Linked DNA regions of Homo sapiens: region 1 is linked to region 2. A link is an interaction called in ENCODE POLR2A ChIA-PET data of the cell type or tissue named here. Cell type or tissue: CD4-positive, alpha-beta T cell. All regions are shown on one strand. Each heading gives the region's core, and the rest is flanking DNA. Links, peaks and the distances in the headings are about the cores only. Region 1 holds the start of KATNBL1 (katanin regulatory subunit B1 like 1). Region 2 holds the start of EMC7 (ER membrane protein complex subunit 7).

Region 1 (8,765 bases), core at 178-8,177, 110 kb after region 2:
TACTCCAGCCTGGGAGACAAGAGCAAGACTCCGTCTCAAAAAAAAAAAAAGAAAAGAAAAGTCAAATTACACCCTTCCAATTTAAAAAGTGTATGCTCCCAGTAAAAGTACCATTTGTATTAGGTTTAAGGTGTTTAATTAAAAAACATTATATTCCTAAATACATTTTCCAGAAAGCACCAAATTAACTAACATGGATCAACAAATATAATGATTGATAAAACATCAACATAATACTGACTAGTGTAATGTTATGATGCATCTTGTTGTTACTAGACAATACTTTTTTTTTTTTTTTTCCCTGAGACAGGGTCTTGCTTTGTCACCCAGGCTGGAGTGCAGTGATATGATCATGGCTCACTGCAGCCTCCAACTTCTGGACTCAAGGAATCCTCTCACCTCAGCCTCCCAAGCAGCTGTGACTACAGGCGCATGCCACTACACCTGCCTAATTTTATTTTATTTTATTTTTGAGATGGAGTCTCACTCTGTCGCCCAGGCTGGAAGGCAGTGGTGCGATCTCGGCTCACTGCAACCTCTGCCTCCTGGGTTCAACCGATTCTCCTGCCTCAGCCTCCCAAGTAGCTGGAACTACAGGCGTGTGACACCACGCCCAGCTAATTTTTTGTATTTTAAGTAGAGACAGGGTTTCATCGTGTTAGCCAGGATGGTCTCGATCTCCTGACCTTGTGATCCACCTGCCTCAGCCTCCCAAAGTGCTAGGATTACAGGCATGACCCACTGGCCCTAATTTTAAAATGTTTTGTAGAGATGGAGTCTTGGTATGTTGCCCAGGCTGGTCTCAAACTTCTGGGCTCAAGCTTTCCTCCTACCGTTGGCCTCCCAAAGTGCTGGGATTACAGGTGTGAGCCACACCAGTTCTGTGGCTGCACTGAAGTGCAGTGGCACAATCTCGGCTCACTGTAGCCTTGACCTCTTGGGCTTAAGCGATCTTCCCACCCCAGCCTCCCAAGTAGCTGGGACTACAGACACATGCCACCATGCCTGGCAAAATATTTTAAATTTTTTGTAGAGATATGGTCTCGCTATGTTGCCTAGGCTGCTCTCGAACTCCTGGCTTCCAGAGATCCTCCTGTCTTGGCCTCCCAAAGTGTTGGGATTACCAACCCTGCCTAGCCCCACCATCCACCCTTCTGTTCAGTGCCCTACATAAATCCTGCAATTGTTAGTTTTTCGCAGAAGCTTTACCCAGTTCAGTTCTGCATTCATCCACTGTACTAACGAAGAGTGTCATATATATTTTTTGTTGTTAATCTCATAACCCAAACTAGATTAATCTCCCTAAGGTTGGTTGTCCTGGCACATTTTTTATTTTATTTTTATTATTTTTTATTTCAATAGGTTTTTGGGGAACAAGTGGTGTTTGGTTACATGAATCAGTTCTTCAGGGGTGATTTCCGAGATTCTGGTGCACCCATTACCTGAGCAGTGAACACTGTATCCAATGTGTAGTCTTCTATCCTTCATCCCCCTCCCACTCTCTTTCTACCAAGTCCCCAAAGTCCATAGTGTCATTCTTGCGGCACATTTCTTTTGTATAGCCAATTGGGTCTACCACCCTGTTGGGCATACAGGCAATCGAAAGCTTTGTAACTGATGAATGACATTTAAAAGCTCTGCTATAGATAAGTATAAACTGCTGATTTCTTACTAAGTGATTTTGCTTTTGAAATTTATTCCTTGTCAAGGAGGTATTAGTTTAAGTATAACCATTTCAAGTACAGAATAACCACTCAATAAGTTTTAGGGATGAAAACATTTAACATGTAATTTTTTATTTTAAAGTAATACATAAGTTGCTAAGACTAACACTTTCAAAACTTTCAGGAAAGGATATAAAGGAATTGAAAACATAAATTATAACACACATAAAGCTTATGAACTCCATTTATCTTAAAATAGTCAATGGATTTTTTGCTCAGGCACAAACCTTAAGTATAATCATCAAGAGCAGAAAACTTGAATGAATGGTGTGTGAATGAATGTATGTGTACACAAAAGCACACTCAGGTCTCCGAAGTTTAAGTAAATGAAATGAAAGGGCTTTGTAAACTAAAAAGAGCCACAGATAAAGGAGGTAGTAGAGCAACAGAGTTAAAAGCGTGGAGCCAGCCTGCTCGGGTGTTAATTATATTAGCTGTGTAACCCTGTACGGTACAAAAGTTACAATACTAAAATTTCCTGTGCCTTAGTTTCTTCACTGTCAAAATGGGGACAACAGTATATATCCCAAAGTAAAGCTCTTAATACGCCCAGCGCATAGAAAGCACAAAATAAATATTGCCCATCATTATGATCACACTGGCTAATATTATTATTGGCTAATATTAGTTATTAGCCAAGTAAAAGCCTCAATGGATGACGTTTCAATTCAAGTCTGAAGCTGGCTATCCAAAGAAACTCCAAAAAACCCAGCAGATTTAAGCTATTAGGTGGACTAGTTTCTCATAATTCTCGCAAGTGCTGAACTGATGATTATTACACACCTAATTTCTCTTACAATTTTTTTTAAATCAGCAAAGAAACTGACATAGGTATCTCTGTTTTCAAGGAACTTTATAAGCCACAAGAAAACAAACCAACTCTTTGTTATCTCCATATTTAAGCAATATAAGAGCGTAGTAAAAGCCTAGATACTTTACAGAACAACTTTTCAGAAAATACAGTAAGGTTTTTAAAGTTGCAATCGACAATTCTTATGCAGTTATGTCAAGTTTTTGTCCTGCGAAACAAAAGCTCATCCGTCAGGAATCCGAGGACCCGTCGGAAAATAAGGAAATGCCTGGGCCGGGCCTAGGCGCTCTGCGGAAAACCTGTCCTCAAAAATGCTCGCCCCACACTCGTTCTGTCCTTCCCCTTCCCCAGGTGCAGCTGTCGACTCCACCCGAAGATAAATAAGTGACAACAGGTTCGGTCCACGCCTCTCCCGGCCCAGTCCCCTGGAGCCCCCCAGCGCCCGCTGCCCGACTCTCCCCGCAGGGACCGGCAGAGGGGCTCCGCCCCGGCCTTGCCGCCCCGCCCCGGGACCCGGCAGCGCTGCCGCGAGCCCGGCCGAGCCGAGGCCGCCGCGGGGCCTGCAGGTGGGCCCAGGGCGCGGCCAAGCCCGGCTGGAGTAGCCCTGCCAGGGCAGGGCAGCTGCGGGCGCGGGGCTCGCACCGGCTCGGCAGTCACTTACCGGCGCCTCATGGTACCGCGGCGCCTCAGCCCAGCCTCGGCGCTGACGACCAGCGCCCGGCAGCCTAGAGAGTCCCTCGGCTTCTGGGCCGAGTCCCACTCAGGGCCATTCAAACGCGGCCGCGCGCGCGGCCCGCCGGGATAGCTGGCGCTGTGGGCGGCTCGCGGGCTCCGCCCAACGTTGGCTCCGCCCCTCTGGGGGTCGCTAAGGGCCGGAGGGGAAAAGGACCTGTGGCCACAGTGCCCCCTGGTGGCTAGAGCTTCGCACGGTAGCCTTGCTATGGCGCGAGAAGTGATACTGCGATAGGAACTGAGGGTGGGTAAAGGTCAACGAATGACCGACCGTGCGCTAGGAACAACCTAGTGTGGGAGACCGTGCCTTAGTGGTGTACCAGGAGGTGCAAACAATTTCCTATAAAGTTATGGTTCCGGGAGAGATTTATTCATTCACACCTATTTAAATACACTAAGAGTCTGGGCACAGTGGCTCACACCTGTAATCCCAGCACTTTGGGAGGCCGAGGCAGGAGGTTCACCTAAGCCCAGGAATTCAAGACCAGCCTGGACGACATGGGGACAACTACCCCCCACCCCCCACCTCCGCCCCCGTCTCTATAAAAATAAAAATGATACTAATAAACGCTCTAAGGCATAGTTTCTAAAAGCATGGATTGTGGAACTATGTGACCTTGAGCAAGTCACATAAACTCCTAGGTGCTTTGCTTTCCCCTTCTGTAAAATGGGGACAATAACAATAGTATCTGTCTCTTAGTGTTGTGAGGATTAAATGAATTAATACATATAAAATGCTTAGAGGAGTGCCCGGCATATGGTAAGCCCTTCGTGTTTGTTAGTCATCATTTTTTTAGTTCCTATTATGTGCCAAACTTTGTGCTAGACTCTTAAGAACACAAGAAATGTACATGATGCAGAACCTGTCCTCAGGAAGCTGGTTCGGTCTTGTTGGGATGGGGAACACTAAATTAGATTATGAGGTTAGGGTTGGGTCTGTAGATGATGAACTTTTAATTACTGAGGGCAGTTCTCTTCATTAGAACCAGGCTGCTCACCTTCATAGATAAGCCACCGGTCAAGGTTAGCCAAGCTGTGACAGGAGCAAGTTTGTCTATGGTGGTTCTCTCGCCCCTTGCAGAAACCAACCAAGCAGTGCCTTTGGTGGAAATACTTCCTCACCACAAGACTACATCCCTTGGCTTGCTTTTTCAGGCACTCATTTCGGAACTCAAGGCTTGCCTAGGGAGCAGGCTGCTTAAGTTTGGTTTAACAATCTTTTTGAAGGCCCGCCATGTGCCAGGCAAATTGTGCCTGGTGCTGGAAATCGCCTGAAGCAGCTCTCAGTGGCTTGAAAAACAGGAAAAGAGATCATTCCAATACACTGCAGTGATAAAAGGTATCTCCTAAATGCCGTGGGAGTTCCGAGCAATGGGAGGCCTGTCAGATAAACTGATCAGAACTAAGATGTCATCAGGTTGTTATAACTTTATGTATTTTTCCTCCCTAGTAACAGAGTCCTTACTTAATCAAAAAAAAAAAAAAAGTCATGTTGAAAATTGAGGCAAGACCTTAGGGCAGTGGGAAAATAGTTTTAGGATATTTGGCATAAGCAACACCTTTGAGAGCTTCTCGATTGTACCAAGCATAAGCAAGGCACATACATGCCTATGTGTGGGGCCACATCTGTTAACAGGTGGTACTGTTGAGAGAGTCCAGCTAGGTGAGTAAAGGAAGCTGGAGCCCTAGGTTCCATGTATGTACAATAAAGAATATTTCCTGAATATGACTTCCACTAAGTAGATGTGTTGTTTTAAAGAAAATAAAAATTCAACACACATGGGTGAAGTCACTTTCTCTCAAGTCATTTCTTCATCATCATGAACAGGAATTTCTTGATGACCCACTATGCAAAAGGCACTGTGCTGGCCTCTCATCAGAAGAATAGGGTAAAAAGAGTGTACTATATGATCGTTATCCTCAAGGGAGGCTAAAGAATTAAGACAAGTAATGGAGTCCTGGAACTCAGGGAATCTGCTGTGTTAACACAGAAGAATCTCAGCTAATACAAGGCCTCCAGTTGCTGGAGGCCAGAGAAGAACCTTGATATTCTCATTTCTGGAGCTTGTTAGGGCACAGGATCTCAGGCAGGTTAATCTCCAGAGCCAAGTTATAAAGTTTGTATCAGTGATGGGCAGCCCAGGCCCTCACATCTCATAATTTCACATAAAAATAAGGAAAACTGCCTTTGCATTGCTACTTTTGGAATATATACAAATACTGTCATTTTAGTGATGAAAATGCAAGGCAACTTTCTTCATTGATACTTTTCCTATCAATAAAGTTGAATTTTTCCCCCTTGGGGCTCAATAAAATTTGAATTCTTACTAAAAAAAGGTACAGCCCATACATTAAAAAAATCCCTACATCAGTGTTTGTGTACAAAAAGGTGGTTTACTGATAGCCTTCGTGGTGGGCAGTCTCCAAGGGTGTCTACTCCTCTGGCCATTCCTTCATTCCTTCCTTCTGAGAGAACACGCAGCTAAGTTAGCCTTCCTGCCTCACATCCCCCTCTCTACGGGGTGCAGAATCATTCAAGGACACAGTGTAGAGTGACCCACATGAGAAAAGAGCTGCCATGCAGTCCTGTGTACACTGCTTGATGGCAAGCAGGGGAGGGATGGTGGAGCTGGGCCTGATGAACTGGAGAGGACAGACAGGATGTTCCTGACAGAGAGGTGGAAATGCAAAGTAAGTTCTAGTACTGCAGTCTATTCTGATTTGAGTGGAGGGAAAAGTGCTTGCAAGAGTCACAGGAGTGAAGACTGAAAAGGTACGTAAGGCACCTGATAGGTTGCGAAGACCTGGAATTATCAAGCAAAGTGTTTGAGGTGCAAGGAGACAGCAAAGACAATTGAGCAGGGGAATGACTAAGTCAGTTCTTTAGAAGGATTGATCTGTTTGGGAGGCCAAGGTGAAAGGATCGCTTAAGGCCAGGAGTTTGAGACCAGGCTGGGCAACATTTCAACACCTCAACTCTACAAAAAATTTAAAAAATAGTCGGGCATGGTGGTGCATACCTGTAGTCCTAGCTACTCGGGAGGCTGAGGTGGGAGGATCACTTGAGCCAAAGAGCTCAAGATTATAGTAAGCTATGATTATGGCACTGTAGTCCAGCAAGAGAGCAAGACCCTGTCTCTTAAAAACAAACCAACCAAAAAAAAAGCAAGAAAAAGAAGAAGAAGAGTTGATTTGTTACCAGGATGCTGGATGGCCAGGGGTAGGGAGGAATGACTGATAGCAATAACATTAGGTATAAAAGTGTAGTTCCGTCTAGGGTCCTAGAAGCCATATCATTTACTGCATTGTATGTCATTCTCATTGAGACCAATGCCGATTCTGACAGAGAACAATGCCTGAAGGGACCTAAAAGACAGCAACAGCTCACCCATTCCACACTGCTCAGCCTCAGCACCTTTGGAAAATTCTAGGCAGTTGACTTTAGCAGTCAAAGTGAGAAGTCAATCCCTTTTTTCTGCTCCTCCCTTCCCTACCTTCCTTTGCAGGCTGTGGAAGGAAGTAATGGCAGAAGCAGTAAGCAAAAAAAACAAAAACAAAAACAAACCCAAAAAACAAAACAAAACCCCTGGTAGTGTTTTTTGCGGGGTGAAGGGTGGGTGGTAGGGAGGTGTTGAGTGATGGGGGATCCTATTTTTAAGATAGCTTGTTTCTGCTACATCTACAGCCCTCTATTGTAAATCTACAACTGAGATCAGGTGACCCAAAAACATTTATGACTATGATAATATTTGGTATTTATAGACTTTCAAATCCGAATCTCAAGAAACCATCTCTCTCCTCCTGCAAGTACATTTCCTGCAATTAGACTATACTGTCACCAGGTGGAACGTGGTGGGGGCAGCATGTTAGACTAGCCTTGGAGCAAGGCTCATCTCTATTTAAAACCTAGATTGCTGCCTTTGGGCCGTTTCTACACCGGTTTTTACCTTAATGTGCAATGGGGATAACACTCTCCTCTCAGGGGCTGTTGGGAAGTGGGATAACCTATATAAAACATATACAACAATGCCTAGAGCAGTGATTGTGTCTCTCTCTGAAAAACTGAGTTTAGTGATTTTTCCAAGATAGAGAAGAATACAATATGGTTGACTGCTGCCTTGGAAAAGGGAAGTCCTGGAATTAGACTACCTGGGGGTCAGGGTGCAGGAGAGGGTGAAGTGTCAATGTTGGGGGTGGGGTCAGGAGGCACGGAACAGACTCACTGTGATGCTGATGGCCTGGTAACCAGAACAGGGTACCTGAAAAGTCCTATCATATGCAAAACAAATCCAATTATGTATGCAGTTGCTGGTGGAGGTGGTGGGGGGAGGGGAGATGTTCAGTACAACTGGGACCCCATAACAGGTGAAGTACAGAGGAGTTCCTGGCGAGCAGGCAAGCAGGAAATAAAATGCGCTAGCAGTTAGCAGGGCAACAATCATCAGAAGCAGAAAGTCCTTGGGAAGAGGACTTAAAAGAGCAAAGCAGGTCCCTAGCCTCAAGAGACAGGAGCAGTAGAAAGATTACTAAGACACTTCTTGGAGCCAGACACAAAGGCAGAACCGCTCTTGCAGTAACACAATTGAGCCTGAACCTAAACTGGCTTGAGTTACTTCCCCAACTTAGCTCTGTGTTCTTCAGGACATCAGTTCTAAGAGATGTTGATAGGTTCAAAAAAGAAGAGAAAAAGAAGAAAGTGGTTTCCTTGGCCACAGAAGTTTGGTAACTGCTGAAGTAAACAAATATTTCTTTACTGTAGCACTTCTCGGTCTTTAAAAACCTAACATTTGTTGTCAATTTTTAAAGAAAGATACATGCAGTGTTTCCTAAACTTATCTGAACGCTTAATCCTTTAAATGGGAGAACACAAATACTATTAAGAATTATTCTTATCTAAGAAGAGTGTCAGGACTAGTCCAGGTCCTGGAGAATAGGGTATGGCTGCAGCAGTAGGCTGGGAGGAGAGGACTGTGGAAGCTGGATTAGGCATGGTGCCTCATGATCAGGGCTGGATGAAAGCAACAGGCCTGAAAATCTGGCAGAGCTATAAGAAACATTTTAAAAAACCGAAATAAAAATGTACTCATTCTTTTTCCTGTGCCTTTTCTAAAAAGTAAAAATACCGCTCTTCATGAAATAGCATCTTATAAAACAGTATACAGTATTAAATAAGTCTAAATATTAATTTTTAAAGTCTGAAAACATCTAAATCAAAATGCTCATGAAAGGTTTTTTCTTTGGCATGATAGGATTTGTTGGTTATCTTTTTTGCCTATTTGTATTTCTCATTTATATAATAAATGTGTTGCTTTTAAATTAAAGTTACTTTTTAAAACCATTTTATTAAAGAAACCAATCATAGCAATTAGGAAATTAAGTAAAACTTTTTGTGGGCCGAGCGTGGTGGCTCACGCCTGTAATCCCAGCACTTTGGGAGGCCGAGGCGGGCGGATCACGAGGTCAGGAGATCAAGACCATCCTGGCTAACACGGTGAAAC
Region 2 (8,669 bases), core at 670-8,669:
GCCTGGACATGTTCCATTTGCCCTCTAGATCCACTCTCTACCTTTCTCCTCTTTGCAGACTGGAGGAAGGAAAGAAAATGAGCTTAGTCTATTTTCCCCCCAGACCTCTCACTGACAGGCCACCTCTGACTGGCTGTGTTAAGGGACTGGTTTGTGTCTTTCAATGCAGGCCTTTCTTCCCTTCAAGGTTCCAGTAACCTCTACTCTCCTCTTCCTTCAGGATTAGAGGTGGTGATAATAACCTTGAGGATGTAAGCTCCAGGGTACTGCACAATCTGGCTGTTTCCCAACACCATGACTACACTGTTTGATGCCTTCATTAAATTATCCTTGAATTACTCTAATTTGAGTGCATCTTCTACTTCTTAATGGGACCCTGACTGAACCAATTTCTTTCTTTCTTTTTTTTTTTTTTTTGAGACAGAGTCTCACTCTGTCACCCAGGATGGAGTGCAGTGAGGTGATCTCTGCTCACTGCAACCTCCGCCTCCTGGGTTTAAGTGATTCTCCCGCCTCAGCCTCCCTAGTAGCTGGGATTACAGACTACCGCCAGTATGCCTGGCTGATTTTTTTTTTTTTTTTTTGTATTTTTAGTAGAGATGGGGTTTTTCCATGTTGGCCAGGCTGGTCTCGAACTCCTGACCTCTGGTGATCCGCCTGCCTCGGCCTCCCAAAGTGCTAGGATTACAGGTATGAGCCACCGTACCCAGCCCTGACTCAACCAATTTCAAAACATTTTTTCAGATCCAGAAAAAAACAAACTGATGACAGTGGAACACAAATAATATCAGAAATAATTAAAGAAAAAGCAAATATATTTATCATCCTAAGGTAAATATTTTACTTGAGAAAAATAACATAAAGTTTGCAATACAAAATTTAAAATTCATCCTTAAAAATGTACTCTACAAAATGTAGGCCTTATTGGATCCTGATTTGAAAGAACAATTATATAAAAAATATTTTTGAGAAAACTGAGGAAACATAAAAATGGGACTGTTAGATGATATTAAGGCATGATTATTTTGTTGAATCAATAATGGTAATGTGGTTTTTGTTTAAGTCCTTATTTTTTGGAGATACATAATAATGCTTTTACAAGTAAAATCCTATTATGCTTAGAACCATTTAAAAATATTTCAGAAAAAAATTAATGAGGTACACAAAAGACATGAAACAAAACAGTAGAATGCCATTCTATAAATGTTTGAAAATTTCTATAATAAAAAGTGCAAAAAAGTATAGAATATAATATTACTATGTAAACAAACAAACAAACAAAAACACATGAAAACCACCTGTCCAAAAACAGAGGACTGGTTAAATAAATTATGGCTTATATACATTGTGATGATAGCAAGAAATGGCATGAGGAGTCTTCAGGCCCAATTCCCTTTATCTCCATTAACTAAGTCCTAAGCCACCTCCAATAAGCACAAATGTAAGTCAAAACTGTGTGCTAGTTATGCAAAACAGCTACAATACAAATTACCTACCCCTTTTCCAATAAGATTATCACCATAAACTCCTCATATTAATTCTCCATCAATGTTTCTTTTTTTCCTGAGAGACGGGGTTTTGCTCTGTAGCCCAGGCTGGAACGCAATGGCATGATCACAGCTCACTACAGCCTCAACCGCCTCGGCTCAAGTGATCCTCCCACCTCAGCCTCCTGAGTAGCTTGGACTACAGGTGCACACCACCACTCCTGGCTAATTATTTATTTTTTGTAGAAATGGGGTCCCACTATGTTGCCCCAGCTGGTCTGAAACTCCTGGGCTCAAGCGATCCTTCCACCTCAGCCTCCCAAAGTAAGATTACAGGTATGAGCCACCGCGCCTGGAAATTCTCCATCAACCTTTCTACATACAAATAAAGAACATGAAATGGTATCAAAAGCTGTTCAAAAATATTAAGTGAAAAAGGCAGGATACAAACTACTACATGTTGTATTTTACTAGTAAAAACCTAAGTCATATGATTCCAAAAGAAGCTGGAAAAATGGTAGGCACCGTGGCTCACGCCTATAATCCCAAAAATGTGACAGGCTGAGGCAGAAATATCACTTGAGGCCAGGAGTTTGAGACCACACTGGGCAACATAGCAAGACCCTGTCTCTACAAAAAATTAAAAAATTAGCTGGACATGATGGTGTCCGCCTGTAGTCCTATCTACTGAGGAGGCTGAGACAGGAGGATCACTTGAGTACAGAAGTTCGAAGCTGCCATGAACTATGATCTCGCCACTGCACTCCAGGCTGAGTAACAGAAAAAGACCTTGTCTCAAAAAAATAAAAAGAAAGATACAATGAAACATTAAGGGTTGTTTTCCTACTTTGTTTCTAATATACTATTTTTAAACAGAAATTAAATGCTTTTTAAAAGAACTGTATACAGAAGAGTGGCCAAATGGTCAATTAAGGCTTATTCCTAAAGCTTAATGAGAACTTTATCATTAAAACATCATTAATTAGGGTAAACTCTAACGAATGCCCTAATGCCAGATTCTTAATGACAGACAGCAGTAAAATACTGGTTGTAAATTTGTCACTATTTATTAATCTGAGGTTGAATAACCACTCAAGGGCACTTAGATGATCTGAACAAATATGTAAATCAGATTTGGATTTAAATGTCTACATTTAAGTTGTCTGATTTTCAGATACCATTTGCTGGTGTACGAACCCACCAAAGGAAATACTTCCTAATTATTTGCTTTCAGTTTACAGTTTCACCTCCAAGTAAGGGTGGAAAGATTTAAAACAACATACGCGTGCCTAGACATTTCAAAAGCAGGCTGCTGCAAAACTAGTGCTAACAAATTCATCCTGTCTTTTAATATAGACAGAAAACCCACTTCCACTAATAGCATGAAAGGACAGAAGCAAGAAAGCAATGTAGAGGAACCCTAGTCTCACATAAATGACAAGTGTGATATAGCAAATCTCTCGATGAATTCAACTGTAAAAAAGAACAACGATCCCACCCCCAAGCAAAAAAAAAAAGAAAAAAAAAGTGCTTTGATTAGGGATTTCAGAGCCTATTAATTTTAGAAGCAGTAACATTAGCCTCCCAGTCTATGTCGTCACTAGAAGCCCTTTGGGTTTTGAGAATTCCCACTTGTGTCGCATCTTTCTACATAATAACAAGCTACCAAAAGACTGAAGTGAATGCAAAAAACGACTAGGTTCTAGGGAAACCAGATGAGATATAAAAGAATCCAACAAGAGACTAATAAGGGTCCACCTGTCCCCAGGGCCCAGGAATGATCGTCCCCACATGGGGCCAAAATAAGGTTGGAAATAACTGACTCCATGCTCTGACCATGGCAGGGGGTGAGCGCCTGCCATGCTCATTCCAGAGGTACAGGACCAGGAAAGGGAAAGCATCCGACTGCCTCCCAAGGTCTCCCGGCATAGACCGTTAGCGGCACCCTCCCCTTCAGTCTGAGACAGCGACGTTGTCCCGTCCTGACACTTAACTCTCCTGGTGGGGTCCCTGTCCGGCCTCCATCCCAGCCTTTTTCCCGCTGCCCTCAGGATGCTCACTTAAGGAAACCGACGTGCTCTTCTCCGTCTACCAGCACTCGGGCCGCCGAGATCCAGTCCTGAGGCTTCACCCCTGGAACAACTGCACGCCCCTCAATCTTGAAGCGATCTCCTATGCCGACCCCACTCCCTCCCGATCCCTCAGCAGCAGCCCCGGGCACCTCCGAGCTCTGGACATCCCCCGATAGCAGCAGCAGCAGCAGGACGGGAAAGAAGCCCCACAGAGCGGCCGCCATGACAGCAGCTCTGCACTCAGACCGGCAGCCCCGGAAGCCCTCCCAGTCTCCCGGCCGCCACCGCCGCCGCTGGCGGCTTGATGTTGTCATCACTGCGCGCCCGTTTCTGTCATAAGCTGTGGGATCCAACCAGAGGGAAGAGATCATGGCCGATCGACTAGCGAGGCGGAAGTAAGGCGGAAGTACTGCCCTTAACTCCCGGCACTCTGGATTGGAAGACGGCGCACAGAGCCTGTGTCAAGTGCCTATGAAGGGGACTGCCCATGAAGTGAAAGTCAAGTGTGTGTTGCTGCGGCAGCCACGGAGGCCAAGGACCTCACGGGAGTAAAAGATGACGAGACTGGCTTCGGGAGAAACACCATCCAGAAGAGACCTTTCAAAAAACTTCTAGAGACTCCCCAAGACGTATGAGATGAAAGGCTTCTTCTGTCTGTGTGCGTTTAACTCATTTCTCCTTAGCCCCGAGATTACGCGCTGCTGTGCCTGCGACTGCAGCGTTTACGCCGAGATAACTCGTGGATTACAGTGCCAACCTTACTCCCAAAGTTTGCCACGAAATATCTCGCTTCTGTTATTTTCGCATGGTTCTGGTATATTGACTTTTGAAACAAAAGACATCATTCTGTTTATAGCATTCTGTTTTTAGTAGTGGGATTTCCATCTACAAAATATAGTAATTCTCGATCGCTGAAATGTCAAATCCTAGAAAACGTAGCATTCCTATGCGTGATAGTAATACCGGTCTCGAACAGTTGTTGGCTGAAGATTCATTTGATGAATCTGATTTTTCGGAAATAGATGATTCTGATAATTTTTCGGATAGTGCTTTAGAAGCCGATAAGATCAGGCCTCTGTCCCATTTAGAATCTGATGGAAAGAGCTCTACATCAAGTGACTCAGGGCGCTCCATGAAATGGTCAGCTCGTGCTATGATTCCACGTCAAAGGTATGACTTTACCGGCACACCTGGCAGAAAAGTCGATGTCAGTGATATCACTGACCCATTGCAGTATTTTGAACTGTTCTTTACTGAGGAATTAGTTTCAAAAATTACTAGAGAAACAAATGCCCAAGCTGCCTTGTTGGCTTCAAAGCCACCGGGTCCGAAAGGATTTTCGCGAATGGATAAATGGAAAGACACTGACAATGACGAGCTCAAAGTCTTTTTTGCAGTAATGTTACTGCAAGGTATTGTGCAGAAACCTGAGCTGGAGATGTTTTGGTCAACAAGGCCTCTTTTGGATACACCTTATCTCAGGCAAATTATGACTGGTGAAAGATTTTTACTTTTGTTTCGGTGCCTGCATTTTGTCAACAATTCTTCTATATCTGCTGGTCAATCAAAGGCCCAGATTTCATTGCAGAAGATCAAACCTGTGTTCGACTTTCTTGTAAATAAATTTTCCACTGTATATACTCCAAACAGAAACATTGCAGTTGATGAATCACTGATGCTGTTCAAGGGGCCATTAGCTATGAAGCAGTACCTCCCGACAAAACGAGTACGATTTGGTCTGAAGCTATATGTACTTTGTGAAAGTCAGTCTGGTTATGTGTGGAATGCGCTTGTTCACACAGGGCCTGGCATGAATTTGAAAGATTCAGCGGATGGCCTGAAATCATCACGCATTGTTCTTACCTTGGTCAATGACCTTCTTGGCCAAGGGTATTGTGTCTTCCTCGATAACTTTAATATATCTCCCATGCTTTTCAGAGAATTACATCAAAATAGGACTGATGCAGTTGGGACAGCTCGTTTGAACAGAAAACAGATTCCAAATGATCTGAAAAAAAGGATTGCAAAGGGGACGACTGTAGCCAGATTCTGTGGTGAACTTATGGCACTGAAATGGTGTGACGGCAAGGAGGTGACAATGTTGTCAACATTCCACAATGATACTGTGATTGAAGTAAACAATAGAAATGGAAAGAAAACTAAAAGGCCACGTGTCATTGTGGATTATAACGAGAATATGGGAGCAGTGGACTCGGCTGATCAAATGCTTACTTCTTATCCATCTGAGCGCAAAAGACACAAGGTTTGGTATAAGAAATTCTTTCACCATCTTCTACACATTACAGTGCTGAACTCCTACATCCTGTTCAAGAAGGATAATCCTGAGCACACGATGAGCCATATAAACTTCAGACTGGCATTGATTGAAAGAATGCTGGAAAAGCATCACAAGCCAGGGCAGCAACATCTTCGAGGTCGTCCTTGCTCCGATGATGTCACACCTCTTCGTCTGTCTGGAAGACATTTCCCCAAGAGCATACCAGCAACGTCCGGGAAACAGAATCCAACTGGTCGCTGCAAAATTTGCTGCTCCCAATACGACAAGGATGGCAAGAAGATCCGGAAAGAAACGCGCTATTTTTGTGCCGAATGTGATGTTCCGCTTTGTGTTGTTCCGTGCTTTGAAATTTACCACACGAAAAAAAATTATTAAATACCGATCATCATACACATCTGTTCCATTAGGATTAGAGACAAGTTCTGTTTAGAAATAACTCCAAGATTGGGAGGCCGACCTGGGTGGATCACCTGAGATCAGGAATTCAAGACCAGCCTGGCCAACATGGTGAAACCCTGTCTCTACTAAAAATACAACAATTAGCTGGATGTGGTGGCACATGCCTGTAATCCAAGCTACTTGGGAGGCTGAGGCAGGAGAATTGCTTGAACCCATGAGGCGGAGGTTGCAGTGAGCTGAGATCACACCACTGCACTCCAGCCTGGGTGACATAGCGAGACTCCATCTCAAAAAAAAGAAATAACTCCAAGAACAGTTTTGTTGTTTTTGTTTTGTTTTGTTTTGTTTTGAGACGGAGTTTCACTCTTGTTGCCCAGGCTGGAGTGCAATGGCATGATATTGGCTCACTGTAACCTCCACCTCCCAGGTTCAAGCGATTCTCGTGCCTCAGCCTCCCTAGTAGCTGGGATTACAGGCATGTGCCACCACACCCACCTAATTTTGCATTTTTAGTAGAGACTGGGTTTATCCATGTTGGTCAGGCTAGTCTTGACCTCCCGACCTCAGGTGATCCGCCTATCTGGGCCTCACAAAGTCCTGGGATTATAGGCATGAGCCACTGCGCCTAGCACCAAGAACAGTTTTTATATTTTATTTTCACATTGAAAATCAGTCAGATTTGCTTCAGCCTCAAAGAGGGTGTTTATGTAAAACTAAATGAGTGCAGGCAGCGAGCTACACTTTTTTTTTTCCTAAATGGAAAATGGGAAGGAGATACTGTCTCTGAACAAAAATAGCTGGAAAAACACATAACTGTTAACTAAGGGTTGCCTCTAGTGAAAAGGATTGGAAGACAATTTATCTGATGCTACACTATTCTTCCTGTTGTGATTGTTTTACTGTGAACATAACAAGGTTGTATTGGGGAGGAGGGCAGGGGTTGATTGCTGCCAATGTTGATTGCTGAGGCCTTAGCCAAGATTTCAGGCATCATTTGCTCCAGTCCTTTCATTTTCTTTATGGTGGAAAGTGAAGTGACTTGCCCAAGATCTTTGTTGGCCCTAAACATCGCTGTCTCTGCTACAGATTCCTATTGAGAGCAATGCATGTTTTAGCCTTGTGCACTCTTAGAGTCAGCATCATGGGAAAGAGTAACAGCAATTGAAAAAAGAGATTCAAGAGCCAAGTACTCAGCCCTGGCAGGGGATGGGGACATGATGCCCAGAGCCACCCCTATACTCCAGTCTCCCTGGCATCAGCTACTGCAGTACTGGGGTACTTGCCTTCATCTTTTTTCTGAAGATAGTTACTTCTTCATATTTGATCATCGGAAGGAGCAGCATTGCTCAGAAACACACACACACACACACACACTTGACTTTCTTGTCTGCCAAATAAATTTCTTATTTGCTAGGGAACTGGTAATCTAGGCTCAAGAAGTGTGTGGAGAAGGTTTATTTTCATTCTTTTTACTTTAAAATATGCCTTAGTTTTTGAATAGATAAGACATTCAAGTGTCAGAAAGTAAAAGTCAGTTCAGGACTGAGAAAGGAAAGATCAGTGCTGATTTTAATCAGACTGTAATGTACCAACTAGATACAGACAGGGCCAGTGGCAAGGCCATCAGAAAACTTCTTCCCAAGGCCACACCACACCTGCAAAATGCCTAACAACCTTCTTCTTTTCAGTGATTACCACTTTCTTACCAATGACTTCGCTTTGTTCCTCGTGCCTCTGAACAGACTGCTGAGATACCCAATCAAGAGCCAATCCTTGCTTCCCTAGACTCTCCTCAATCATTCAACAGAAGCCCAAATCTTGTAAAAGTTCCTTTCTGGGCCGGGCACAGTGGCTCACGCCTGTAATCCCAGCACTTTGGAAGGCCGAGATGGGCGAATCACAAGGTCAGGAGTTTGAGACTAGCCTGGCCAACATGGTGAAACCCTGTCTCTACTAAAAATACAAAAAAAAATTAGCTGGGCATAGTGGTGGGTGCCTGTAATCCCAGCTACTTGGGAGGCTGAGACAGGAGAATCACTTGAACCCGGGAGGCAGAGGTTGCAGTGAGCCAAGATCGCACCACTGCACTCCAGCCCTGGCGACAGAGTGAGACTCCATCTCAAAAAATAAAAAAGTTTCCTTCTGTTCCCTCTTACTGTTATATCCTTGGTTTCTCTGGTGTGGGGTCTTCCTTACAGCAGCAAGCTCATAAACTTAACTTGACCGCAGGTGTGTTCCTTGGTGGTCTTTATCTGATAGACTTTGTCACATGGTACAATATTCAAAAGGCACATGGTACAATATTCAAAAGGCACATGGTACAATATTCAAAAGGTATGAGTATACAAAAAAAATCTCCCACCTACTTCTCTCCCTAGTCACCCAATTCTCAAGAGGCAATCACTGTTGCCA

The links. ChIA-PET counts read pairs that join two places held together with the same protein. Peaks named below come from ENCODE experiments on the same cell type or tissue, not always from the same donor. Only the 100,000 strongest peaks of a DNase experiment are listed, where the experiment ranks them.
Region 1: POLR2A ChIA-PET joins it to region 2 with 27 read pairs; 31 of 35 experiments call an interaction of 5 or more read pairs at or near these places.

The regions. Positions count from the first base shown.
Region 1 is chr15:34,206,755-34,215,519 of GRCh38, forward strand. It overlaps KATNBL1 (katanin regulatory subunit B1 like 1), which reads right to left and starts at 3,342. Exons shown (of 10, transcript NM_024713.3): 1 at 3,197-3,342. RefSeq lists a silencer at 2,887-3,286 and an enhancer at 7,290-7,885. In CD4-positive, alpha-beta T cell, for the core only: a CTCF peak has its summit at 3,457 (motif pointing left); a DNase peak (open chromatin) is centred at 3,387; H3K4me3 peaks cover 1,357 bases.
Region 2 is chr15:34,098,057-34,106,725 of GRCh38, forward strand. It overlaps EMC7 (ER membrane protein complex subunit 7), which reads right to left and starts at 3,806. Exons shown (of 5, transcript NM_020154.3): 1 at 3,548-3,806. The coding sequence starts at 3,783. PGBD4 (piggyBac transposable element derived 4) reads left to right here and starts at 4,027. Exons shown (of 1, transcript NM_152595.5): 1 at 4,027-8,669. The coding sequence starts at 4,476. The coding sequence ends at 6,233. RefSeq lists enhancers at 2,950-3,807, 3,417-4,116, 4,147-4,236. In CD4-positive, alpha-beta T cell, for the core only: no CTCF peak of the experiment used is centred there; a DNase peak (open chromatin) is centred at 3,945; H3K4me3 peaks cover 2,586 bases; H3K27ac peaks cover 1,816 bases.